Linked DNA regions of Mus musculus: regions 1, 2, 3, 5, 6 and 7 are each linked to region 4. The links are chromatin contacts, found by POLR2A ChIA-PET in ENCODE. All regions are on one chromosome and are shown on one strand. Each heading gives the region's core, a stretch centred on a gene start or an enhancer-like site at or near the end of the contact. The rest is flanking DNA. Distances are from core to core; before and after follow the strand shown. Region 1 holds the start of Mef2d (myocyte enhancer factor 2D). Region 2 holds the start of Ubqln4 (ubiquilin 4). Region 3 holds the start of Mex3a (mex3 RNA binding family member A). Region 4 holds the start of Smg5 (Smg-5 homolog, nonsense mediated mRNA decay factor (C. elegans)). Region 5 holds the start of Ssr2 (signal sequence receptor, beta). Region 6 holds the start of 1700113A16Rik (RIKEN cDNA 1700113A16 gene). Region 7 holds the start of Lmna (lamin A).

The links. ChIA-PET counts read pairs that join two places held with the same protein, here RNA polymerase II (POLR2A).
Region 1: POLR2A ChIA-PET joins it to region 4 with 17 read pairs in Patski. The contact joins the promoter of Mef2d here to the promoter of Smg5 in region 4. POLR2A ChIA-PET finds 5 or more read pairs at or near these places in 3 of 5 experiments (Patski and embryonic stem cell).
Region 2: POLR2A ChIA-PET joins it to region 4 with 17 read pairs in embryonic stem cell. The contact joins the promoter of Ubqln4 here to the promoter of Smg5 in region 4. POLR2A ChIA-PET finds 5 or more read pairs at or near these places in 4 of 5 experiments (Patski and embryonic stem cell).
Region 3: POLR2A ChIA-PET joins it to region 4 with 11 read pairs in embryonic stem cell. The contact joins the promoter of Mex3a here to the promoter of Smg5 in region 4. POLR2A ChIA-PET finds 5 or more read pairs at or near these places in 4 of 5 experiments (Patski and embryonic stem cell).
Region 5: POLR2A ChIA-PET joins it to region 4 with 15 read pairs in embryonic stem cell. The contact joins the promoter of Ssr2 here to the promoter of Smg5 in region 4. POLR2A ChIA-PET finds 5 or more read pairs at or near these places in 4 of 5 experiments (Patski and embryonic stem cell).
Region 6: POLR2A ChIA-PET joins it to region 4 with 10 read pairs in Patski. The contact joins the promoter of 1700113A16Rik here to the promoter of Smg5 in region 4. POLR2A ChIA-PET finds 5 or more read pairs at or near these places in 2 of 5 experiments (Patski and embryonic stem cell).
Region 7: POLR2A ChIA-PET joins it to region 4 with 32 read pairs in Patski. The contact joins the promoter of Lmna here to the promoter of Smg5 in region 4. POLR2A ChIA-PET finds 5 or more read pairs at or near these places in 4 of 5 experiments (Patski and embryonic stem cell).

What each region holds. Positions count from the first base shown.
Region 1 is chr3:88,140,322-88,143,713 of GRCm38, forward strand. It overlaps Mef2d (myocyte enhancer factor 2D), which reads left to right and starts at 2,051. Exons shown (of 12, transcript NM_001310587.1): 1 at 2,051-2,353.
Region 2 is chr3:88,551,699-88,555,235 of GRCm38, forward strand. It overlaps Ubqln4 (ubiquilin 4), which reads left to right and starts at 2,018. Exons shown (of 11, transcript NM_033526.2): 1 at 2,018-2,214. The coding sequence starts at 2,107. It overlaps Lamtor2 (late endosomal/lysosomal adaptor, MAPK and MTOR activator 2), which reads right to left and starts at 1,253. Exons shown (of 4, transcript NM_031248.4): 1 at 1,098-1,253; 2 at 657-819. The coding sequence starts at 1,165.
Region 3 is chr3:88,529,620-88,533,565 of GRCm38, forward strand. It overlaps Mex3a (mex3 RNA binding family member A), which reads left to right and starts at 2,327. Exons shown (of 2, transcript NM_001029890.3): 1 at 2,327-3,229. The coding sequence starts at 2,776. It overlaps Gm38618 (a long non-coding RNA gene), which reads right to left and starts at 2,261. Exons shown (of 2, transcript XR_867447.3): 1 at 1,738-2,261; 2 at 1-774.
Region 4 is chr3:88,334,218-88,337,809 of GRCm38, forward strand. It overlaps Smg5 (Smg-5 homolog, nonsense mediated mRNA decay factor (C. elegans)), which reads left to right and starts at 2,043. Exons shown (of 22, transcript NM_178246.3): 1 at 2,043-2,280. The coding sequence starts at 2,207. It overlaps Tmem79 (transmembrane protein 79), which reads right to left and starts at 216. Exons shown (of 4, transcript NM_024246.5): 1 at 165-216.
Region 5 is chr3:88,578,097-88,581,516 of GRCm38, forward strand. Ssr2 (signal sequence receptor, beta) reads left to right here and starts at 1,512. Exons shown (of 6, transcript NM_001356317.1): 1 at 1,512-1,590; 2 at 1,784-1,938; 3 at 2,878-2,976. The coding sequence starts at 1,784.
Region 6 is chr3:88,176,170-88,179,889 of GRCm38, forward strand. 1700113A16Rik (RIKEN cDNA 1700113A16 gene) reads right to left here and starts at 1,616. Exons shown (of 3, transcript NR_045997.1): 1 at 1,418-1,616.
Region 7 is chr3:88,501,680-88,505,054 of GRCm38, forward strand. Lmna (lamin A) reads right to left here and starts at 1,673. Exons shown (of 12, transcript NM_001002011.3): 1 at 1,069-1,673. The coding sequence starts at 1,424.

The sequences.
Region 1 (3,392 bases), core at 801-3,300, 190 kb before region 4:
TTAAAGGACTCAACATTCCAGGTCTAAAGAGGGCCAGCCAACCAATCACAGCCATGGACGGCCAGCCTCATATTTGAGATTGGCTGGGATCATGGCTCGCTGGAAGCTCACCAAGTTAGTTAGGGAGAGGCTGGGGAGGGGGATTCTGGGAAAAAAATTTTCTTCTGGCCTTGGTTATGTTTTGAGAAACAAACTGAGTTAGGTTCTCTAGCTTGGAGAGCCTCCAAGGTTGAGGCAGGTTGAACACTCCTGAGGGCTTAGCTGTCCCGGGCCCATCCTGTTTTGTTTTCCTACAAGCTGGGACCCAATGGCCTGAAGGCTGTGTTCCCAGGCCTGTTCCTAAGACGTCTTTTCCAGCAGCCCTGAATCTCTCCAGTCTCAACATTCTGCTTTTCCCGACGTCGGGAAACAGCCGGAAAAATAAACACCCTGATGACTAAACGGTTTCTCCAGCTAGAGCCTGGGGAAGCACTAAAAATAGAGGCCACAAGTGAGGGGAGGTTCCCCACGGGGAGGGCACTTTCCCATTCTGCTCCCACCATAGCCACAAGCAGGAACAAGGCTGTGTTCTCCCAGGGCTTGGGGAAGGGCAGATGCCTTCACTCAAGTCTTGGGGGCAAACCAGACTGCTCAAGGAGTACTGGCAGCTCTGTGCCCCCACCCCCCATACTACTAGGAAAACTAAGGAGCAACATTTGGGGACCATGTGTGATCCTACATAAATCAGGCTTCTGGAAGGAGGGGCAAAGTGGAAGGGTTGAAAAGGGAGGCCGAGGGACTAGAAGCCTACGTGCTTCCTGTTTAAGGAGGTACATATATGCCTCCAAGCTCTTTGCAGAATAGTCCTATTGAACTGGCCCACTATGAGCCTTTTCTGAACTCACGCAGGCCCTAAAAGGGCTCATTTTCAGCTGAGCAGCCCGTGTGGGTCATACAGTGCAACACGAGGCACTGTACTAGTCTACTGGGAACTAAACTCACACCAAATTCACAAGTTATGTACCTGGCCTTACCACCTTCAGCTTACCCAAGAGGATGGAGAGTTAAGAGATGTGCTTTGCTCTTTTCAGAAATAGTGGAAAATTTTGAACCAAAACAGTCTGACTCCGAGATTATAAATTTTCTAACCCACCACTTGTCGCCTCTTCTCATCTCTCCCACAAGAAGCCAGAACAGGGACTTTGTTCAGTAAAGCAGACCCTAGCTTGTTGAAGAACCTCTTGCTTCTGTTTTGCTAAGGCTTTGAAGTCCACGCCAGACTCTGTCATTTCCTCAAGCTCCAGGTAGAGCCAGCCGAGGACTTGTTAGTGACAGGATGCGGACAGGAAGTCTGACGGGTTAAAGGTCCAGAAGCAATGGAGCGCACAATCTTGTTGTGAAGCACTTAAAAATTCACCACGCCCAGAGGCCGTCGGGGATTTTAAAAGATTTTTTTTTTTGAGAGAGTTATATTTCTTCAAGACAAGGCTTCTGGATGTTTCCTGTGAGGCAAGGGAGGTAGTGGTTGGGGTCCCGCCCCTTTAAATTGCCCCCTCCGTAGTTAAGTGCGCTGGGGCCCGCAGGCACTAAAAGATTAGATCACCCGAGAATTATGCACTGTAGCTTTAAATGTCTGGGCGTCAACCGAGCCGGGTCAGGGGAAAGGAGGGGACCTGTCACAGGTAGAGGGAGCAGCGGAGCTCCCCAGGTAACCACGAGATAAGAGAGCGCGATCTGGCTTCGGAGCTTTGTCACACAGTAAGTGTAGGAGCTGGGGCCTACCAACACTCTTATCTCCCCAGAACTTATTTACTTAGATCCCTGCCAACTCTGGAGCTGGGGTGCTGAGGTACCCGCAGCCTCGCTCTGTCCCGCAGGCGGAGGGATCTGGGCTCCACGCGCCGTGGTCGCGCGCCCCAAAGGGGTGGGGCGCAGGCCGCGGGCAGGGGGCGGGGTTGCGTCCCAGGCCTCCCTGCCAGGCCCCGCCCCCAGCCCTGCGGGGCCCTCCCATTGGCCCCCTGCTTGTCCATCACTCTCGTCTTTTCCCCCCCTCCCATCTCGCAAGCTAGGCTGCGCGGTGCCTACGTCGGCCTCGAGTCTGGGGCTGGAGGAGTTGCCTTTGGAGCCCGAAAGGAGGAAGGAAGCAAAATATCAACAACCGTCGAGGCGGCTTGGGCGCTCGGCTGCGTGCCTGCCGCCCGCCGCCGCCGCCCCCGCGCGCACCAGGGGGTCCCGGCCCTGTGGCGCCGCCCAGGCCGCGTGGACGCGGCGCCTTCGCTGTTTCCCGTCGGAGCTGCGGCTTCGCGTAACCGAGGATTCGGCGGACCGGGCCGAGGCTCCGGGCGCCGTGACACCCCGTCCCCCCCACGGGCTGGTGAGTCACGACGCGCGTCGGCCCCTTTAAGAACCCCTCCCCCACGCCGCGCGGCCGGGCTCAGGGTGGTCTGGAGCGCGAGGGGTGTACGGGCGCCCTGGCACGAGCGTCCCGGTCCGGGCGGGGCGACGGAGGCAGTGTTGGTGCTGGGGTGTCTGCTGTGACAGCCGCGCCTGGTACCCGAGCCCCCGTCGCCTCGCGCCTTGGCGGGCGCAACGCACGTGGCTCCGGCCGCGATTTCGCGCCCGTGGGGGCCCCCTTGGTCGGGCGTGTCAGCAACGCCGGCTGGAGAACCCCTGGACAGTAGTTTGCAGCTGTTAACACCTGGCAGGACCTCTCCAGGCCTTTCTCTTGGACGGTGCGGTGCGGGCCGAGTCAGTGCGAGTGGGGTTCGAGTGGTGAGGCTGGCCCAAGGGACTACTGTGCTCCCGGCCTCCCACCTCAGAGATGGGGCAGGGAGGCCTCCCAGAGATTCCATCGAGCCCTCGGGGTTCCCAGTGGCCCTGGACTACCCAGCTTGTCCTGAGTGCCAGTTCTGCCTACGACTGACCGGCACATTGGGGCCAGGCTAGGGGAGTACAGTGGGTGGATCCCGTTCCCTCCTGCCCTACCCGTGTGAGTTTCCTCCGAGGCCTGTTTGGCTGTGTGAGTGGTGGATCTTACCCCTCCCCCTAGCCCTCAGTGGGTCTGAGCTGCCTGACTGTGGGAAGTTTGCCGTCTGGGACGGTGACCTTGGGCTGCTCTGGCCGGATCTCGGAGAGGAGCCTACTGAGTGCGCTTGGCCTTGGGAGCTGTCCACCTTCTGTTCGTCTCCCTGTATCCGCGGTAGGTATCCGCCGAGGGGAGCATTGGCGAGTTACCTGACAGTGTTCTCAGACACCCAGCTTCTGGCCTCTGGCCACCGAGCCCCAGTGCTCAGCCTGGCTGTCCCAACTCCCATGGCCTTGCCTGTGAATGAATTTCCTTCCTGCGTCTTCCAGGATGGGGGTGGGGTGGGATGATTGTGGGAGTGGCTGAGAACCTTGTTATGTAGGGTGGT
Region 2 (3,537 bases), core at 768-3,267, 220 kb after region 4:
ACCTTTTTCAGTTCTGCACACTGCCACTCTTCAGAGGACTTTAGCCCTTTCTCCCGACAACCTTTTCCCATTCTGTGATGCTCCATCTTTACTGATCTTTGTCCAAGCCTCACTCCGCCCTCGGCCCTTTGCAATTGCTGTTGTCAGAAATACTTGCAAAGTCTGCTCGGTGGTGGTGTACACCTTTAGTCCCAGGACTTGGGAGGCAGAAGCTAGCAGATTTCAGAGTTCAGCCTGATTCTATAGAGTGAGTTCCAGGACAGCCAGGACTACACAGAGAAGCCCTGTCTCGAAAAACAAAAAAAGAAAAAGAAAGAAAGAAAACAAATACTCGAAGAGAGCCTGCCTCAGTCTCTCGTGTACTGAACTAGAGGCATAAGCCACCATAGCAAGCACTGTTAGAAATATTTCCCCAAATGATTGCTGTATGGCTTAATTCTCTTCCCCTTTCCTATCGTCCTTCGGATCTTTTAACAAATGTCTCCTTTTCACTGAGATGGACCCTCACATAGGCCAGCACCGTACTCTCACTTCCTTTTTTAATATCTATGTTTTATTTGGCAAGGTGCGATGGTGCACACCTGCAATCTCAGGGTTGAGGTGGCAGAAGCAGGATAATCATTGCAAGTTCGAAGTCAGCCTACTTTACTCCATACCATGCAGTCCATCAGGATAAATTTGAGACTGTCTTCATTAAACGCTTGGTTCCCGTTCCTATCATACGCGGCCCAGATGTTACTGGCGATGGCCGCAGTGACCCGGGCATCTGTGTCCCCATAACCGGAGTAGGCCAGCAGCGATCCCTCATTATTCAGCAGCCTGGCAAGAATGGGAAGGATATCAACAAACTCAGGAAGAGTGAAAGGTCTGAGTTCCTATCCCAATTCCAGCTACTGGCGCTTTTAGGAAGCAAGAATCCAGGAACACGCTAATCAACTGTCCATTTCCCTTTCCGAGGAAGCCCTCAAGCAGGGTTTCCGAAGCTGCAGCTTGCAACATTAGCCACCTCCCGGCGTAGGGCTCTTCCCTACCCCTACTGCAGACAGCCGCGCGCCGCCCCATTCCAGCGCTCGCTGCTTGGGTTCTTGTTCACTCACAGGGTGCTCTGGACTCCTCCAGTGTTGGCTTGGCTTAGCACCTGCGTCAAAGCCTTGGGACGCAGCATGCCTGCGTCTCTTAACCCTGACCTGCACCAACACACCCCTACAGTCGCAGCCTCTTGCTCTCCCTCAGTCGCTTCCGGTGGCCCAGGAGCCCAGCTACGAGGCGCCTGGGAGTTGTAGTCACCGGGCCCATCTACTGAGGCTCTGGCCCAATTCCCGCCCCGCGCGAGGGCCTCTGGGAATCGTAGTTTCATGTGATCGCTCAAGGAATTCTGGGAACCATAGTTCAGCGTTCCAGTGGGACCATGTGGTTGTGGAGTTGGGGGGGGGGAGAGCGGGAGCGCAAGGACAGTGGCAACGGTGGAAATACTTTTAACATCTTCCACGCGAAGGACGCCTTCGTGCCTACTGGTCAATCGCAATCTAATAATAAATCTATCTGTTAGGCACATCCTTGACCATTTTTTAAAGCAATATTGTACGCTAGTCACAATTCTGTGGGGTCTTGCTCTTTTACTCCCAAGGCTCAGAGAAGCCACGTAGGCAAACTCCAGGTCTCTGAAACCGTCCTTAATGGCTCCCTCGGGGCGGTTCCCCGGAGGCCACGACTGCTCGAATCCGCAGAGGTCTTAAGGACGTCCTGAACCAGGAACGAACCCAGGCCTCTCAAGAAAACCAAGTGACCCCAGGGAACGGAGATAAGACGGCGACAACGAAAGTCCTTTGTCCGAACAGGAGGGAGCCGCAGGCGGCCCTGAATCTCCCGCCCTCCGCGCTGTCCGGCCCGGGCCAGCTGCGCACCCTGCTCGGGCCTGGGCCGCCCCAGCTGCAGTGCTCCCCCAGGCCGCCCGGGGCGCTGTGGCTGCGGCTGTCCGGAGTGGGCGGCGGAGCCTTGGGGAGGGGCGGGAGGGGGAGTTGGAGGCCCCGGAGTCGGGCCGGGCCGGGCGGGCCGGGAGGAGGAGGAGGAGGAGCCGGACGGGCTGGCGGGCGGCCGGGCGGCGGCATGGCGGAGCCGAGTGGGGCTGAGACGAGGCCCCAGATTCGGGTCACCGTCAAGACCCCCAAGGACAAGGAGGAGATCGTGATCTGCGATCAAGCCTCGGTCAAGGAGGTAGTATCTGGCTGGGAGGAGACAGGAGGGCGGGAGCAGCGCACCGAGGGGGTCAGAGCAGAGAGGGAGACCTCGGGGTCGGCCTGGCGCCGGGGACGGGCCCCCGGCCGGGGCGGAATCCAGGGGCATACAGGCGGGAGAAGCGGGTAGGGGGCGCCCTGCCAGGGCTAGTCCGGGGAGCGTGGCGCGGGTAGGGGCCGGTTTGGCCGCGCTACCCGGGCTGGGGGCGTGGTGGGGGAGCTTGAGGAAGGGACACCTTGCTTGCGGGCTCCATTTGGAGCCTAGGCTTGAGGAGAGTGTGCTCCAGGGTCACTGGTAGAGGTTCCAGGCGCTAAGGCACCGTGCGGCCCGAGCGAGCTGCGGCTATGCTCTCCCGGGAGTGTCGCGTGGTGGTGGTGCCCTCTCTCTCTCTCTCTCCCTCTCTCTCTCTCTCCACAGAGCCTCCTTGTCGCAAATCGAAACGGTTGTGTAGTTCAGTTTTCTGCTCTACAGGATTTGCTGAGCGCAGTAGGTGCTCAACAAAATAATATAGAATGAGTGAGGGAGTATTGCCTGTGTTCCCCACTGCTTGAAGCTGCTCCAGAATTGCACATAGGCGGGGCTTAGAATAGGCCATCTGGTTGGAAGAGAGGGATCTTTTGCTTAGCAAGTGCACTGTTTATAGTTAGAATATGTGTTGTGTTGTGTTGTGTTTTGGAGGAGCTGATAGAATCTAGAAAATTTAACTCGCCCCAGTGTAGCCGTTGGTACCACTGCTGCTCTCTCATTAGAGAATTTTAAGTCCCCTGGGAAAAGCTGAATTATAAAACAGCTCTTATTGAGAATGTGTCTGATGAAGACATTGATGTCCAGACCTGAGTTCCTATATCCCCGGATACATTACCTCTTCTCTGATCCTTATCTTTAAATTCCCAGCCCTGGGGAGGTAGAAGCAGGTGGATCTATCTGAGTTCGAGGTCTACATAGAAAGTTCCAGGACAGCAAGAGCTACATGCAGAGACCCTGTCTCTTAATTAATTAATTAATTAATTAAATTTAATTAATTTAATTAAGTAGAGATGGTAACTAACACACTAGATTCCTCAATAGATCTCAATAATACTCTAGATTATCTGTTATAGTGATGAGGAAGCTGGGACTGAAAAGCAGAGAGAAGGCTGAAGAGAGACAGCCTGAGCCCAAGGCTAGTTGAAGGATTTAGGATGGGGAGGGCTGCCCATGCCTCTGTGAGGTATCACTTTCAGAGAATTGGGTGGTGGGACAGAAGCTGCTGTTGTGGATAGCAGCAGGGGCTTTCCAGGGTTGGGATACTGTGTCATGGAA
Region 3 (3,946 bases), core at 1,077-3,576, 200 kb after region 4:
GAGATGTACAGATAGAGAGACAGACAGACATCCTCAGAGTCCCAAGGGGACCAAAACACACCCTCCACACTCTTTGGCAGAATGGAGGGAGTGGCTTATCAGGCATCTGTCCTTAGCCCTAGGTGTGCAGGGACACCAGGGAAGGGAAGCAGAGCTGGGCCCATGTGCACAGCAGCCCAGACGGAGTGGCATTAGCCTGAACAAAGGAGGCCTGAGCCTCAGGAACAAGAGCCGTTCCCTCGCCCCCACAGCAACCGTGCATCCATCATCTCAGCACACGCCTGTTCTGTGGGTACACCTGAGTCCTTCACACACACCTTGCCCTCCAAGAGCTAGGCTCACATGGGCTCTCTTCTGCCTTGGAGGAGGTCTGGAGTCTCAGTGTGACTTTGAGTGGGGGGTGCTAAGATCCCCTGAGGACTGGTGTATCTTTGTTGTATGGGGTGGGGTGGGGGGGTGGGGGGAGATTCCAGTGGGGTGCCACCCTGCCCGCTCCACCTTCAGTCTGTCCCTTTCCCTTTCAGCAGCATCCTCTCTCCACTCATAGATTCTGCCCTTTGTTTTCCTCCCCGATCAAATCCCCAAGGCTTTTTTGGTCATTAACCTCCTGCCTTAATTGGTTTAGTGAGGAGGAAATCAGAGATGGGGCAAACTCTGGGGGGAATCTGGTTTCAGTGAGGACAGGAAAGCTGCAAACAGCTGTTAGCCCCACCGTCACCTGGTCTCCAGTAGAAACTTTCTCCAAAGAAACTCCCAGCGCCCAAGTCCAGGTTCCTGGGAGAGAGGTGAACAGGAGTCAGAAGCCTTCCTCCACTCCTGCTGGAAGGCGAGAGCATCCACTCCCATAAAGTCCTCCATGTGGGGCACCTCCTCCCCTACTCTAGCTAGCCAGGTCCCTCAGCTCAAAGTTCTCCTTCACCATCTATACCGAAGGGGGAGAGCCACAACTCTCATACCCACCGACCACTCAGCTCAGACTCCAGCCTTCCCAAATGCTGTGCAAACGCACTTTCCAAAAATCAGCTTATAAGGACCGGGCCTGAGCTCAGCCCTCCTGGCCTTTGGCCTCACTGTGCCTCCTGACATCCCCATTGTCAATCTACTGCCCTACCTTCATGCAAAACTTTTCCTCTAGACTAGCTCAGATTTCCCAAAGGAAACCCCTCGGGCAGGGGCGGGACTCCTACCCACCCAGCATACCCATCTACTGTGATCCAACTTGGGGAGGTGACTCCTTGAGCCTGACCACAAGACCTTTAGATCCCATCCCTCTCTTGAAAGAAAAACAAAAACAAAAACCAGAAGATACAGAGTAGGGGGGAAGTAAAAAAGAAAGAAAGAGAAAAGAATGCAGTACACTCTAACTCCCCTCTTAACAGTCAAATCTTAAAAGCTTATTTATGATCTCTTTCGCCATATTTCTAGGGTTAAAAGGGCTGAATTACTGGTTTATAAAGGAGGCAAAGGAAACAGCGAAATGACCGTCCTAAGGGACAAAAGATTTCCTCCACTATATTCGAGGCTCAGGTCTAAAAAAGTAAAAATAAAAAACCTGGGTTCTCAGGGGCCCCCAATCTCACTCCTGTTACTCAAGGTTCAAGGCTCCAAATTAAGCCATACGAAGCCTCTAGGACCCTTCTGGCTTCCCGGATCAGCCCCCACCCCCATCCTCTCCCTCCACGCCTCCTCATCCTCCCCGGGTCACTGCACGGACCACGGGGGCACGAACTAACTCACCTCCCAGTCGTGGCCTCTGAGATCCCGGAACTGGGGGGCTGGGGGAGGGGGAAGGGCTTGCTACCTCCGAGAAGAGAGGGAACCACATCCTCTACCGGGGGTCCCACCCCCAACCGAACGCCCCTTCCTGGCCCCCACACAGCGCAGAGACCTGCTCCTCCCACTGTAGCGGCCGCGGGCTTTGTCTGCTCCACCAGCTCTCTCCCAGAGGCCCGAGCCCGTGGACTCCGCGATCGCGCGCGGGAGGAGGGAGGGCACTGCAGCCACGAGGCCGCTCCGCCCCGGCCCTCATTACCATAAGAAAGAGGCCCGGGACCCGCGGGCAGAGGAGAAACGCCTTTCCACACCCGCTCCCTTCCCGCATACTGCCAGCTCCTAAAATTTCTCGGACCACAACTCCCAACCCACCCGAGGCTTTTCCCGTGACCAGTGGGCAGAGCCCGAGGGGCGCAATCCCCTTCTTGCCCGGGTTGAGGAATTCCTCCCCGCGCCCGAGGGCGGGAAACTACAACTCCCGGCATGCCCCGGGCGCCCCCGGCGCGCCCCCCTCCCGTCAGTTCCATGCTGCTCCATCCAGTTCATTTAAAACAAAAGAGTTTGAGCGCTGGAAGGGGCTGGGCTCTATTGGGGGCCACTGAGCGACGCTCCGGGACTGGGGCTCGGTGCGGGAACCTAAGGGGGCGTCTGCTCGGCGGAGGGTAGAGACTCTGGGTCCGAGGCGGAGGGGTGGGGGCTAGGGCCCGCAGCCCCCCACCCCACCCCGTCACCCCGGAGCGAGAGGAGATCTGCTTTCTTGGTTTTGCTTCTTTTCCCCCACCCCCACCCGGGGGCTGGGGCGAGGGGAGTCAGGTTACAGGGTGCTTGGGGAGGGGGGCTTAGGGGTGGGTCTATCTTTCTATCTCGCTTTCTTCCCCCCTCCCCAGCTCTTTGTTCCCCCTCCCCACACACCCCCTCCTCTCCTCTCCCCTCCCCTCCTCTCTCCTCTTCTCCCTTCCACCACCTCTCTCTCTCCCTCTCTCCCCCAGCTTTTGTTTCGCCATGCCTAGTCTAGTGGTATCTGGAATAATGGAAAGAAATGGGGGCTTTGGAGAACTAGGATGTTTCGGGGGAAGCGCTAAGGACCGAGGGCTGCTGGAAGACGAGCGCGCCCTTCAGCTGGCTCTTGATCAACTCTGCCTCCTGGGTTTGGGGGAGCCCCCCGCCCCCACGGCGGGCGAGGACGGGGGAGGTGGGGGGGGCGGCGCCCCCGCGCAGCCGGCCGCCCCCCCGCAGCCGGCCCCGCCGCCGCCGCCCGCGGCGGCCCCGGCCGCCCCGAGCGCGGCCCCCGCGGCGCAGACGCCCCAGCCCCCCACCGCCCCCAAAGGGGCGAACGACGCCAAGCTCTGCGCGCTCTACAAAGAGGCCGAGCTGCGACTGAAGGGCAGCAGCAACACCACGGAGTGCGTTCCCGTGCCCACCTCCGAGCACGTGGCCGAGATCGTGGGCAGGCAAGGTAAGCGGGCGTCTGGACACTGCGAGGGTTGGAGTGGGGGCTTGCTGTCCCCGGCACGGAAAGTTCATCGCTTCCTTCTTTGCGCGCCTCTGGCTCTGTCCCTTCCCGACAAAGGGGGCCCCGCCCCCTGCCCAGATTCCAAGTGCCACAAAGTTCCCTGCTACCCCTAGTCGGGACGACTCTCGGGACCCTTCCTCCCCTGGGGCTCCGCCCGTAGACAAAGAAATATCCTGGAACTGGGAGAGGAAAGGGGAGGGGGAGCTGCCTCCCAATCCCAGGGTCTGTGCGGAGGGGGTGTCGGCTCCTGGCTGGAAGGACTGACGGAATGTGCAATTACTTGGGAGCCCCTACTCTAGTTTCTGCTTGTATACTGGGGAGGGGGCACTCCTGGGACCTTCTGCTGTTGGAGTTGGGGACTCTGAGGGAGACCTAGTCCACGAAGCCCGACTGAAGAGCTGCCTCTTTGTTGGGCTGAGTGTAGGAATGAAAGGGGGTGTGGCCCAGGGGAGGGTCCCAGTCTGGGGAGAGGTGATGAGGGAGCCCTTGGCAAAGAGGGGTCCCTTGGTCGCTTACACACCGAAGTTGGAGGGCCCCTGTGTTTGGGGAGGGGAATTTCTGAGGAAGTACCAGTCTTGGCGTGGGCCTCTCCTCCTCCGTCTTGCTTTTGTTCTGGGCTGGCCACGGCCTGGAGCTAGGGGTCTGCAGAGAAGTCTCTGA
Region 4 (3,592 bases), core at 793-3,292:
GCTGGGCTCCACTCAGACTCCCAGCTCTAGTGTGGCCGTTCCCAAGCCTTCCTCTTGTTTCCTCCCCTGCCACCCTCCAGCTCACAGCTTCTGGATTGGGCTCCCTTCGTTCACCTCTTGGGCCCCTCCTACCCCTGCCCTTTGGATCCATGATACCCTCTTACTTTCCATCTGCAAAGAGGCGGAGGATCTCCGGAAAGGAGCTGCCTAGCTCCTGGCTGGCTCTGCAAGTATTTCCCAGTTTCCCTCCCTTGCCTGTGTCTCCAAACCTGTCTGACCAGAGCGGGTGGGGCCCAGATTAAAGGCGCAGGCCCTGCCCTACAGAATCTGCCTACTGGAAGGACTCTACAGGAGGACGTCATCCTTTTTGAAAGTAAGGGTGCAGCTGGGCACAGAGGTGTGGACTTAATGTATTCTGGGATCTGTAAGAGCTTCCAGCTCAGGGAAGCATCAGGGTATAAAAGTGGGTTTGTGTATCAAAGGGTGCTCAGAGTAAATTGGCTAAAAGATGACACTGCAAGTTTGTTCATCCAGTAAATGTTTATTGGGTATCTATTATTAATGAGGCGCTATTTCTGTGGTGGTACAAGCCTTTAATCCCAGCACATGAGGCAGAGGCAGGCAGATTTCTGAGTCTGAAGCCAGGCTGGTCCAGCAGCCAGAGTTATGTAGAGACTCTCTCTCTCTCTCTCTCTCTCTCTCTCACACACACACACACACACACACACACACACACACTCCAACAAACAAAAAAAGTGCTAGTCTAGGCACATGTACAGAAAAGAACAAAGTGACAAGGTTTCTAGCTGTTCAGGTAACCAACATTAAAGTTCACACCAAATCAGTAGTAGAATTTCAGTAGTGAGAGCCTCTTTAGGGTGACTGAAGCTGAAACCCAGTGGAAGTTCCCTGTAGAGGAACAGCGCAGCCAACAGATGGAAAAAGACTTGAGGCAGTTTGAGGAATAGAAAGGAGACTTGGTGGCTGGAGCCAGGAGCATAGTGGTATATACATTGCCATTATAATGTGGAGAGAGAGAGAGAGAGAGAACCCCAAAGATCCGCCTTATAGTTAGGAAAACAATAGGGCTGACAAGATGGCTCACCAAGCCTGACTACCTGAGTCTGATTCCCCAGAGAACCACACTTTTAAAAGAAAACTGACTCTCCCAAGTTCTCTGGCCACGTGTATGTTGTATGCATGCACCCACAAAATATAAATAAATAACTCTCTCGGGAAGAATTCCTTTAAAAAACAAGCAACTTCAGGAGCCACCCCTCAGGCGCGCTGGGATTTTGGCAGCTGACTTGACCTTGTGCATGCCGATCTCCACAACCTCCGGATCTTAAAATCTTTTCGCTGCCCCTCTTCTGCAACGATGTCTGATTCAATGATAGCTGGCCCATTCGTTTTATTATTTTATGCACTTTGGCGTTTTGCCTCTAAACATGTCTGTATGAGGGTTTCGGACCCCCTGGAGCTGGAGTTTCAGATGGTTGTGAGCTGCCATGTGGGTAGTCACTTCTCCAGCACCTAGCTGTCCCATGGCGAGCTTTGCACTCTACGGTCTCTTTTCTTTTCCCCTGGAAACTTAATTTTTTTAAATTCATTTTATTTTGGGGGCTAGGGAGCGTGACACGGAGCTCGCGTGTGAAGTTCAGGCCAACCTGCTGGAGTCAATTCACCTTATACCATGCGGGCTCCAGGGGTCGGGCTCAGGTTGGCCGCAAGCGCCTTTAGCCGCTGAGTCATCTCGCCAGCGCGCTCTTTTTAAACTTGAGACAGGGTCTCTGCACGTAGCAGGGTGGGAACTCGCTGCAGGTTGCCTCGGCTGCCGACGAGCTAGGCGGATGAGCCTGCGCTAGAACGCTCAGTTTCTCTACATCTGTGGCAATAAAGTGTCCCCCGAGGACTTAAGCCCAGCAGAAGCCATGCCACCCACAACCAGCTCGGTTGACTTCCCGGAGAGAGAAGGCAATTTTTCGCGAGACTTGGTGGGTTGGTCGCCGGTCCGCGGCTTGGCGGCAGCTATCGCGAGATTTGATAGGTGGAGGAGGAGCCATCTCAGGCAGCCGCCTCACAGCGATGGCGGCCGAGCAGGGCCGGCGGCAGTGGCGGCTGCGGGTACAGCTGGAGACGGCAGTGGAGGCGCCAGTGGTGGGTGGCGGGGGCCTGTGACCAGGAGGTGCCCTCGGGCCCAGGCACCATGAGCCAAGGCCCTCCTCCAGGGGAGAGCAGCGAACCCGAGGCAAAGGTCCTCCACACCAAGCGGCTTTACCGGTGAGAGGGCCAGGGTGTGTGTGTGCAGCCGCGGCGGGGAAGCGGGGCCGGCGAGGGGCGGGGCCTGCGGCTGGCGGGCGGGCCGGGCGAGGGCGGGGGTGCAGCGGGGTGCGGGCGGGCGTCCCGGGAGGAGCTGAGAAGCAGTGGGTGGGTGGGTGGGTGGGAGGTTTGAAGCGAGTGCAGGAACCCCTGCCGCGGTGAGCCTAGCGTGACGCGGGGCTTTGCGGAGTTGGAGAGAGCCGGTGGGAATTGGGGGCAGCTGAGGATGGGGGTCACGGGTGGAGAAGACCCGAAAGGGACTGGTGCTCAGAACCCTACCGGGCACCTGTGGTTTACTGGAAACAGCCATTGACTGACGTCCTCCAAACCAGGTTCATGTCCTTCATTTGCCCCTCTCGCTATGTGACCTTGGGCCTCAGTTTCTTCCTTAAAAGGAAGGATTTGAGCCGGGCGTGGTGGCGCACGCCTTTAATCCCAGCACTCAAGAGGCAGAGGCAGGTGGATCTCTGAGTTCTGGGCCAGCCTGGTCTACAGAGTGAGTTCCAGGACAGCCAGGGCTACACAGAGAAACCCTGTCTCGAAAAACAAACAAACAAAAAACAGAATTTGATTGATGGCTCATCCCTGGCTGCTCTTCCCGAGGTTCCTGGTTCGATTCCCAGCACCCATATAGCAGCTCATTAACTGTAACTATGGGATCTGACACTCGCACAGACATACGTGTAGGCAAAACACCAGTGCACAAAAATTAAAGGTAAATCTTTTAAGAAAGAAATTTCAAATTTTATATACATATATAGGTTTGATTTGAATACACTATGAAATCCATTATGGCTTACATTTTGTGGACTCTTGAGTTGGAATAAAGACTAGAAAGGCTAATTATTTTGTTGACTAGGAAGGAGGACTTTGGGTTCATCGGTGCAGGCACCCTGTGACTCAGTTCTTCCTTAGGATCTCATGTCCACAGAGTGTAGGTAAAACGTAGATCGCAGAGCTGAGTCATGGGAAGATGAAGAGTGGAGACCACGCTGACTGTTCTGCCTTCTAGTAGGAGGTGGAGCTCCAGCTTCCGTCTTACCTCAGGCCCTGCTGAATGGAGGCTGCCATGAGAAAACCCAGAGCTGCTTGATTCATGTGCTCTGCCTCTTCTGGCCTTGTAAGCTAGGAGGCGAAAGGGAATGTAGGCCTGTTTGGAAATAGGAAGTTGATGCCACGGCTTCCATCCCACCAAGGGGCCCCAAGCAGTGATCCCCAGGCCGAGGAGTTCTCCAGAAATGGCTTGTGTAACCAGTCATGCCTCGAAGTGCTG
Region 5 (3,420 bases), core at 262-2,761, 240 kb after region 4:
TTGGATTTTTTCCTAGCTCAGGTGATAGCTGTCTTTTCTGACCTCCTCGAGCACTGGGCATACACATGGTGCACATATGTACATGCAGGCAAAACACTCAAACACATAATAATAAAGTATTCTAAAAAAAAAGTAAATAGTTGTAAGAAGTCAATCAAGCCAGGCAGCCATGGCGCACACCTTTAATCCCAGCACCAGAAGGCAGAAGCAAGTGGATCTCAGAGTTCAAGACCAGCCTGATCTACATAGAGTTCAGGTATATAAAGAACCCCCTCCCCACAAAAAATGGGGGGTAGGTCAATCAAAGGGTTAGGCATTGTTAGCATTTTGTTTAAGCTCCACCCCACAGTTACCTGGCAACAGCCAGGTGTGCCTGACTCACTATAAAAGGGGCTGCTTGCCCCTCCTCTCTCTCTCTCTTTCTCTCTCTCTCTGTCTCTGTCTCTCTCTTTCTCTCTCTCTCTCTCCACTCTTTCTTTCCATGAGCTGATGGCCAGCCTCTACTTCTCCCTCTCTCTCTCTCTCTCCTAACTCTCAGCTCCTCTTCCCATGCCCTGAATAAACTATTCTATACTATACTGTCCTGTGGCTAGTCCCTGGGGGTGGGGGGAAGGGATGCCTCAGCATGAGCCCGCGGTGGCATTCCCTAACCCCACACCTTACCACACATCCACCAAACACATTTCCTCTCCTTATCTTTTTATAAACACAACAGGCATGGTGACACATGCCTTTAATCCTAGTTTCACTTAGACAATAGAAGCCAAGGGATCTCTTGTGAGTTCTAGGCCAGTCTCAAAAAAAGAAGAAAAAAAAGAAGCATAGGGTGTCTGTCCCAGGAGAGCCAGGCGCAGTGGGAGAAGGTTCTCTCATCACCCCACCAGCATCTATAGTAGTGCCAGAGCACAGAGCAGGTGCAGAGTAAACCCATCCTGGATGTAAGAGTGCTACAGAAGGGATGTGGAAGAACTCTCCTGCACATGTGCTATAAGCATGTTTACATGTTCATGTGTTTATGCACATGTGTGTGTGCACATGTAGAGTTCAGAGGAGAACTTGTCGGTGCCCTATTAAATGGGTCCAAGGATTCAAACTCAGGTGGGCAGGCATGGTGGCAAGTGCCTTTACCTGCCGAGGGGTCTCTCTGGCCCTGTTTACTAGTTGTCTGAAGTCTCTATAAAGTGCTAATTACATAAGGCAGTGACTAGCAGCTTGGAAATCTAAGAATTCAAGGAAAGGCTATATCAGCTACTTCAGCCTTAAAACAAAGTCGGCGACTCTTTGAACTTTGAAATTGTGCCTATGCAGCTTATTTCGTTTTAGTTTAAACAGAGGGGTTTTCCATGGGGTAAGCATTAATGAGAAGAAATTGGAGGACACACAGGAAAGAGTCAAGGACTCTAGGTAACTCAACTCCTTTGGGGTATCAGCCGCCATAAAGGGGAAGGTGGGGCTTGTTTCAGAACTACAACATCCATAAGGCACAGGAAGGGACATCAGGGTTTCCGGTCAGATCCGTTTCCGGTCTTTCGGAGGCTGACGTTGTTTTCCGGTTGTCTGTGGCCCAGGGAGGCGTTTGGGGTGCTCACGGTGAGTCTGGGAGACGCAAGAGCGCTGGGGTCCCCGCTGACCCCGCCTGGCCGGCAGCGCGGTACACACTGCTGTGGCTTGGGCTCGCGGCTGCGGACCTGGCGGCGGGGCTGGAGTGTGGCGCCGCACAGGCTGCCTGGCTGGCAGTGTTTCCCATGCTTGGGTCGATTGCTCACTTTGCTTTTTTCCAAAGATGAGGCTGCTGGCGGTTGTGGTGTTGGCTCTGTTAGCCGTCAGTCAAGCAGAAGAAGGAGCCAGGCTTTTGGCCTCCAAATCATTGCTCAACAGATACGCTGTGGAAGGGAGGGACCTGACCCTGCAGTATAACATCTACAACGTCGGCTCCAGGTAACGGCCTAGAGTTCGCCAGCTTCCTTCTGAATTCCGAGTTTCCACGTGGGCATAGAGAACGTTTTGTTGGGGAGTGAATTCTCTTTTGGAGTCCTCCAGTATCGAGTGCAGTGTGTGAGTGAGTGAATGAATGAATGAATGAATATACTAGAGGGCTTACCTTTGTCGGGTGCTTTTTGAAGGTGAAGACATCCTTAGGTGAATTACAAGAAACCACTTTGGGGTCTCAGAAGGCTTTCAAAGGCAGGGATAAATTCAGCTTGTGAAAAAGGAAATGCAGACACAGAGTGTACATCTGTCCTCTTACCTCGGGTGCGGACTCCCAGCTTTCTTCTTTCACTTACAATCACTTTTTTTGTTGTTTGTTGTTTTTCAAGGCCGAGTTTCTTAACTGGCTGTCGAAGAGTCCACTCTTAGACCAGGCTGGCCTCAAACTCACAGACATCTGTCTGTCTCTCACACTGCTTCCCGAGTGCTGGGATTAAAGGCATGGGCCACCACTGCTGGCTCCTATGAGCACTTTTTTGTTGTTCTTTCCTTTTATATATTTTTCCATTTATATCTTACTTCCCCTGTCTAGAATTAGAGCAAGATTACCTTTGGCAATTCACTTCTGAGCAACAGAATCCAGGCCTTGATCTGGATTCTTCAAAACAGGCCCAACTTACTATGGGGGTTTCTTTTGACCAGCAGGTGGATTTTCCAGTCAGTTCCCTTAGTTTTATGTCCCTCACTCTTATTTACTATATGTAAGTACACTATAGCTGTCTTCAGACACTCCAGAAGAGGGCATCAGATTTCATTACAGATGGTTGTGAGCTACCATGTGGTTGCTGGGATTTGAACTCAGGACCTTCGGCAGAGCAGTCGGAGCTCTTAACTGCTGAGCCATCTCGCCAGCCCTGTCCCTCACTCTTTATTTCCTCTGCTTTCCAGCGCTGCATTAGATGTGGAATTATCTGACGATTCCTTCCCTCCAGAAGACTTCGGCATTGTCTCCGGTATGCTCAATGTCAAATGGGACCGGATTGCCCCGTATCCTTTTTTTTAATGGGTGGTGAGGGCTGGGGGAGGAACATTGCCTGGAAAACATCAAGGGGGCTGCAAACAGACTGGATGTGTGGTCTGTTTCTTGTCATATATCTGGGGAGGATGAAGTATCAGCTGAGTGAGTGTGCCTTCTTCCTTCAGGCTGTAAGGCTGTCTGTATCTCCCAAGCTCCATTAGGGAGATGCAGGCATATAAAGGTATCTGTGGCTATGAATGGATATTGAATGTGCTTTTTTTCTTTGCACTGCTGGAGACAGACCTGGGTATTCACACACATTGGGTAAGAAGTGCTCTATACCTCAGGTGCTCTCAAAGCAGATTCAGTGGGGTGTCACCATGGAGACCCCGGGTAACACGTTAGCATCTTCTCTTAGTGTCTGCTTTCTGACTTGAAAGTTATTATTATTTATTCTTATTTTATTTTTATTA
Region 6 (3,720 bases), core at 366-2,865, 160 kb before region 4:
CGCAGAAATCCACCTGCCTCTGCCTCCCAAGTGCTGGGATTAAAGGTGTTCGCCACCACTGCCCGGCTTTTTTTGGGCGGGGGGGATTTTCTTTTCTTTTTTTTTTTCCATTTTTTATTAGGTATTTAGCTCATTTACATTTCCAATGCTATACCAAAAGTCCCCCATACCCACCCACCCCCACTCCCCTACCCACCCACTCCCCCTTTTTGGCCCTGGCGCTCCCCTGTACTGGGGCATATAAAGTTTGCGTGTCCAATGGGCCTCTCCAGTGATGGCCGACTAGGCCATCTTTTGATACATATGCAGCTAGAGTCAAGAGCTCCGGGGTACTGGTTAGTTCATAATGTTGTTCCACCTATAGGGTTGCAGATCCCTTTAGCTCCTTGGGTACTTTCTCTAGCTCCTCCATTGGGAGCCCTGTGATCCATCCATTAGCTGACTGTGAGCATCCACTTCTGTGTTTGCTAGGCCCCGGCATAGTCTCACAAGAGACAGCTACATCTGGGTCCTTTCAATAAAATCTTGCTAGTGTATGCAATGGTGTGGATTTTATTTTCTTGTGTGTGTGTGCATGAGTGTCCCTGGAGGCTGGAGCAGGGCATCAAGTTTATTGGAGCTAATGTTACAGGCAGTTGTGAGATGTTGGCATGGGTGCTAGAACCAATTCAGGTCAGCAAACATTTTTTGTTGTTTATGTGCATTGATGTTTTGCTTGCATGTCTGTCTATGTAAGGACAGTTGTGAGCTGCCATGTGGGTGCTGAGAATGGAACACAGGTCCTCTGGAGGAGCAGTCAATGCTCTTAACCACTGACTCCCCCAGCAAACATTCTTATACAACACCCCTCTGGTCTCCTCAGGACACATGTGTACATACACATTTTTTTTTAATAAAAAATACTCCCAAGTTGCAACTTTTTGAAGCTGATCTCTTTTTTAGCTGAAGGACGAGTTCCTCGAGTATTGCCATATAAAATAGAACTAGGGTGTGGGTCTCTTGGACTCAGCTATCAAGGTCAGTGGTTCTTAGGAGCAATCAGTGCTGTCTAACTGTTCATGCCACGAGGCCAGTGGTTATTTTGGTCTGACTCATCCTTTAGTCCCATGGGCTATCTTTTCCAGCCTTGTGATTGTGTGGGAACTTGTTCAAGGATCAGCAGATGTGGAAGGGACCCAGGCGATCTCATCTCAGGCTCTGGACCTGAATGTTTGCAGCCTGAAATCACTCACTACCTGGACGAAGAGCAAATCCACTTTCCTGTCCTGTTTCAGACTTGGGTCTCAAATAGAAGAGGTAGCCTTAGCATAGTTTACAGGTCCCCCCCCCCCCCCCCCGTTCTAGCCACCCAGCCTAGCGAAGTTCCTTGGTAGTTTGCAGCAGGTCAGTTCCGGCCTCTCGGGTGAGTCAGATTTACCCCTTAGCCTCGTATTGGCTCAGCTCCACCTCTCGGTGTCTGTCCAGTCTCGGGGAGCGTCTCCACCCTCACAGGATAGCGGCCCAGGACTACTCCTATTTAGGACATGAGCTGCCACGTGCCCAAAGCATGCTGGGTGCCCCTGGGGAGGGGAAGACCCGCAGGACGCCGGATCACGCGCCCGTTACGCACCGCCCCCACGTGACCCGCGGTGTGTTCCGGAGATGAATTGCTTCCGGGTTTCAAAGTAACCCTCCACTCTAAGGCGAAAGGGGGCGGGTATAGAAGGTAGGCTGTAGAGTCGCCTAACATCCATTTCCGTACGTTCTGCCCCACTCCCCCAAGGTGTCGCTGAGACCCTTGACTGCGTCTCCGGGGCTTAGCAGGTGGCAGAGCACGCTCCGGAGCCTCTCGTAAAGTTCCGCCGCGCGTGGAACAAAGGCCTTCAAGCCACGCCCGGCGCCGCCTGCTACTCAGGGGGAAGTAGGTAACTAGGCTCACTCCATTGGCCCTTCGGGTGAGTGATGGAAGCACCGGCCAACCGCTGCCTGCACAAGATGCGTGCGTAGTACTCAGAAGGTTCAGCAAGGGTGAAACTACGTGAAGCTCTAGTTTTGGGCAGTTTCTCTGGGGCTCTGAGGAGGTGCGCATGCGTAAAACCCCCATCGTCAACTTCCTGCACAAATTGAGAATTAGCACCCTCAGCCTTGGCAATTTTACTGAGATTGACAGCACTGCGTAAGATCTGGCATTGCCTGGGCGTTCCAGAAGGAGAATCCGACAGGCGAATGCAACGATTTGTCATTGTCAAAACTGTTAACCACAAAGTCCACGCCGAAAAACTGCGTGATTGAATTATTTAAAAAAGGGGGCTGGAGAGATGGCTCAGTGGTTAAGAGCACTGATTGCTCTTCCGAAGGTCCTGAGTTCAAATCCCAGCAACCACATGGTGGCTCACAACCATCTGTAATGAGATCTGATGCCAGTCCAGGGTGTCTGAAGACAGCTGCAGTGTAGTTACATATAATAAATAAATAAATAAATAAATAAATAAATGAATGGTGTAGTTACATATAATAAATAAATAAACAAACAAATAAATATTTAAAAAAGAAAAAAATCGCGGGGCTGGGGATGTAGCTCCGAGCCCGGAGTTCTGCTGGAGTTCGACCTGGTGTGTGCATATAGGATTAGAAGTTCAAGGCTATCCCGAAATATAAGAGACTCTGGTCTAAAAAAAAAAAAAAAAAAAAAAAAGAGCCACAAATGATTTTGTTTGGAGAAGTAGTCACAGATGCCGTCCACTTTAATGGGCCACAGGTTGGACACGCCTTGCTCTATTTTCCTGTCTTCTGGCGGTAAGATTATAGTGCGAATAGCCTGAGAGCTATTGGCCTGAATCTGTGCAGACACCTTGCTACAGTAGTAAGAATATTTATTTAGAGAGGTTTCACAGTTTGTCTTATACTCTTTCACTCAAGAGGTCCTCACATAACCCTTCTATTGGGATGGAGGTATAGCTTAGTTTAATGGTAGAGCACTTGCCTAGAAGGAGTTCCGTTCCCAGATTACAGTGGCCGCCACATCGTGTAGACAGATCCCAAGCTGAGGCTTAAGATGCTGGAGTCCCAAAAAACACTGTCCAGGTGAAGCAGCCAAGAGGCCCTATCTCCCCACCCAGGGGTCCTATATTGTTAGGGACTGTTGCTCGCAGTGACCTAGTGTCAAGTTGGGATAATTACTCTTTTTTTTTTTTTTTAAGATTTTATTTATATAAGTACACTGTAGCTGTCTTCAGACACACCAGAAGAAGGAATCAGACCCCATTACAGATGGTTATGAGCCACTATGTGTTTGGTGGGAATTGAACTCAGGAACTCTGGAAGAGCAGTCAGTGCTTTTTTTTGGGGGGGGGGGGGTTTCGAGACAGGGTTTCTCTGTATAGCCCTGGCTGTCCTGGAACTCACTTTGTAGAGGCTGGCCTCGAACTCAGAAATCCGCCTGCCTCTGCCTCCCAAGTACTGGGATTAAAGGCGTGCGCCACCACGCCTGGCAGTCAGTGCTTTTAAATACTGAGCCATCCAGGGATGGAAGAGCATAGGCAGAGTTAAAGTTGTTGAAGTTCAAATATAACAAAATAACAGAAGCATTGGCAGAGCCGAGGGCTGGTAAAGGTGGGGTGTGTTGGTAGTTACCTGAGCAGAGTTGGAGGGTGGGATGGAAAAGAGCACAGGCAGGGTGCGTGCGGCTGGCATCAGCCTGCTTACTGGTTAAATGCTGGGACTCTGGCATCCATTTTATAT
Region 7 (3,375 bases), core at 423-2,922, 170 kb after region 4:
AAGACCACAGACACAGAGCGAAATGGAAGTACAGGGAGCAAGAGCCCAAACTTCCAGGCTTTGGAAAGCCTTTTTAGAAAGTAGGTGGAGCCAAGTAGGGTGGGGTAGGGTGGGGTAGGGATGGGTGCAATGGGAGTGGCCTGAGGCTCCCTAACGGCTGGATTTCAAAAATGTCATTGTATTCCAGAGGTTTAGTAAGATCAAGACATCAACAGTTCAGAGGATGGGCCAGAGTAAAGTCTGGCTTGACTAGAAAAATGAAAGTGGCTCGCTGGCTGAGCAAGGAAAGGACAGAGCTTCCAAAACCCTTAAGTCACCAAACAGAGAGGGCCCAGACTGGGGTGTCCCCGACTCAGGCATAACAGAATTTCCAGAGCCATTAGCTTCTGTGCCCGGTCTCCCTCCCCACCCTCCCTTGCATTCCTCGACCAGGGAGGCCAAGGGCTGTGGGAGCTGCGGGGGAGCAGATCTCCTGGTGTGCTTCTGGTGGGCCTGAGAGTCTAGGAAAAGCTCCAGACATTCTCAGCTCCTAGAAAGAACCAGGAGAAGGCCGTGCTTACACAGCCATGGGAGAAAGGGGCTATGCAGCCTTGGTAACTCCATTACAGTACCACTGGACAAATGTCAGTGTGGGCGCTATGTCTTAGTGGACATCATGTGTTCAGAGCCACGTTGGGCAAGATTGGCAAAGTGCCAAACCTACCAAGAAAGTTCTAATAAAACCCTTTCACCCATTCTGATGTGTCCCGGGCGGCGTTCGGGAGTTCCAAGACCTGGTAGAGCCTGTTCTACCTTCCTCAAGCCCATCCCCCAAGCTCCAAATGACTGAAAAATCCCACCTTGACAGCATAGGCCCTGTCACCAACGCTACTTGGTCTCAATGCCCCCACCACTCTTTATATCCCCCACCCTCTCACAGAGACCCCCTCCCTTCTATGTCCTATCATGTCTATTACCCTTGGCACTGCCAGTCACCCGCGGGAGGCAGTTCCGGGGAGGGAGGGGACTAGATGGCCAGTTACAGGCGACTGCTGCCTCCCTGGTGCCGGCCGGCCGGGCCTCACTCACCGAGCCTTCAGCTCCTTGAACTCCTCACGCACTTTGCTCAGCTCTAGCTGGAGGCGGGCGCGCTCCTTGGCCACAGAATCAAGGGTCTTGCGGGCATCCCCCAGCTCGGCCTCGTAGGCCGCCTTGATGCCGGACACCTCTCGGCTGACCACCTCTTCAGACTCAGTGATGCGAAGGCGCAGCCCCGCGTTCTCGGTCTCCAGGGAACGCACGCGATCGATGTACACGGCCAGGCGGTCATTGAGCTCCTGCAGGTCCTCCTTCTCCTGCAGCCGGGTGATCCGAGTGGGCGACAGTGGGGTAGAGCTGGCCTGCGCCCCACTGCGGGTGGCGCGCCGCTGTGACGGGGTCTCCATGGCCGGCAGGGTGACAGTGCTGCCCGCTGGGCAGGGGTCCCGAGAAGGGCGCGGGACTTGGACAGAAGGACAGAGGCTGCTCAGGGGGACAGCGAGCCGGCGAAGCTCGCTCCTGGCAGGCGTGGAGATCTGGGCTGGGCGCTGGCGCACCTCGGGATCTGGGTTGGCTGGTGTTGAGGCTGAGGCAGCGTTCCCGCGAACACTGAGTCACTGACAGCCAGGCAGAGGCTCTAATAGGCCCTCCTCTACAGGGGGTGGATCCACTGCTCTTAAAGGAGCCATCCTGTACCCAAAGGGGCGGGGGCAGGTATGGTGAGGAGGAGCCAGCATGCCAACCCTCACTCTGCAGAACACCCCTTTCTGGCCTGGGGCTTCACAATGTTGGTTCCTGCCTACTCAACTCTAAGCTTGCCTTTGGCCTTCTGGAGTAAAGAGCAGAGCCAAAGAATTTGAGTGGGTGGGCAAAGGGTAGTGGTGAGGGACCAGGGGAAGTAGGTGCAAAGTGAGGGAGAGGATCAGGCATCCCCAGAGAGCCAAGGAAGTTGGGGGGAGGGCTGAAGCTGCTGCCCATCAGTGACTCACCCCACTTCCACCACTGGCTCCCCTTTCCTCAGTAGTAATAGTGAGTCACCTCTCCCCCGCGCACAGAAGCGGCCAATCCAGGAGAGTGGAATGGCAAAGGAATGGCTGTGTTTTTAGGTAACTGAGGGATTACTTTATGCCCTCAAATTTGGGGGCAAAGATCAAGGACCTCGGGAAAAAACAAAAAACAAAACCCAAACCTATGCACTTCCCTTATATTTTTGGCTTTAAAACCAAACATTGGGTTTTAGATCTAAGAAATAAGCCTCAGTCCCCAAGAGAAGGCCAAGAATAGAAGCCAGAAGTTGGCCCCGCCCACTCCCCCCTCCCCTTTCATTTGGACCTAGACAGCTGGAAAAAGGGGCTGCTGAAATCCCTCGTTTCAGCCCCTTTCTTCAGCTCACTCCACCCAACCAAATCCAAGACTGTACTTATTTTTTTCCAGGACTGTACTTATTTTAATGGATAATTTAAAACAGATACCAGAGCTGTGCTGTGCGTGCATTCAGCACATGGCCAGGACACCAGGTTCCAGATTTTTGTGGCTTCGAGAAGGGCCTGAAAAGAGGAACGGGGTCAGAGGGTTGTTAATGCAGGGTCTCCATCCTGGTTCCATCTTAAACGGTGTGAGCAAGAACAGCAAAGCTACCCCCTCCTCAGCCACTGCATGCCTGTCTAGCCAGTTCTGGGTGGGCCCTGACTAGATGATCTCCCAATACAGTAACCTGGTCCCCTGGTTCCATGTCCCGGGGTCTCCAGCCTCCATCAAAGACTCCCGATCAGCTGTCTAATCCTCTCCTGTAACCCTAGCCTAAGCCTTACTGGCCCTGGCATCCCCTTCTGCCATGTTCCTTCCCCTTTTGCCATGTGCTTTCCCCTGTCCATTGCTGATTAGCTTGCAGTTCCTGCAGGTCCAGGCAGTGGGCTTGAGTTGGGACTCTTAAGAGATTTTGTTGTTGCTGCTGCTTTTTTTGTTTTTTTTTGTTTTTTTTTTTGTTGTTGTTGTTGGTGGTGGGGGGGGGGTTTGTTTTTTTGTTTTTTTGTTTTTTTCTTTTTTTGGTTTTTCGAGGCAGGGTTTCTCTGTATAGCTCTGGCTGTCCTGGAACTCACATTGTAGACCAGGCTGGCCTTGAACTCAGAAATCCACCTGCCTCTGCCTCCCGAGTGCTGGGATTAAAGGCGTGCGCCTGGCGCTTTGTTTTTTCAAGACAGAGTTTCTCTATGAACTTCTGGCTGTCCTAGAACTCATTTTGTACACCAGGCCAGCCTCGAACTCAAAGATCTGCCTGCCTCTGCCCCCAGAGTGCTGGAATCAAAGGCACGTGCCACTGCCACTGCGCTGGGTTCTGGGAGAGTTCTTATTTCTGTG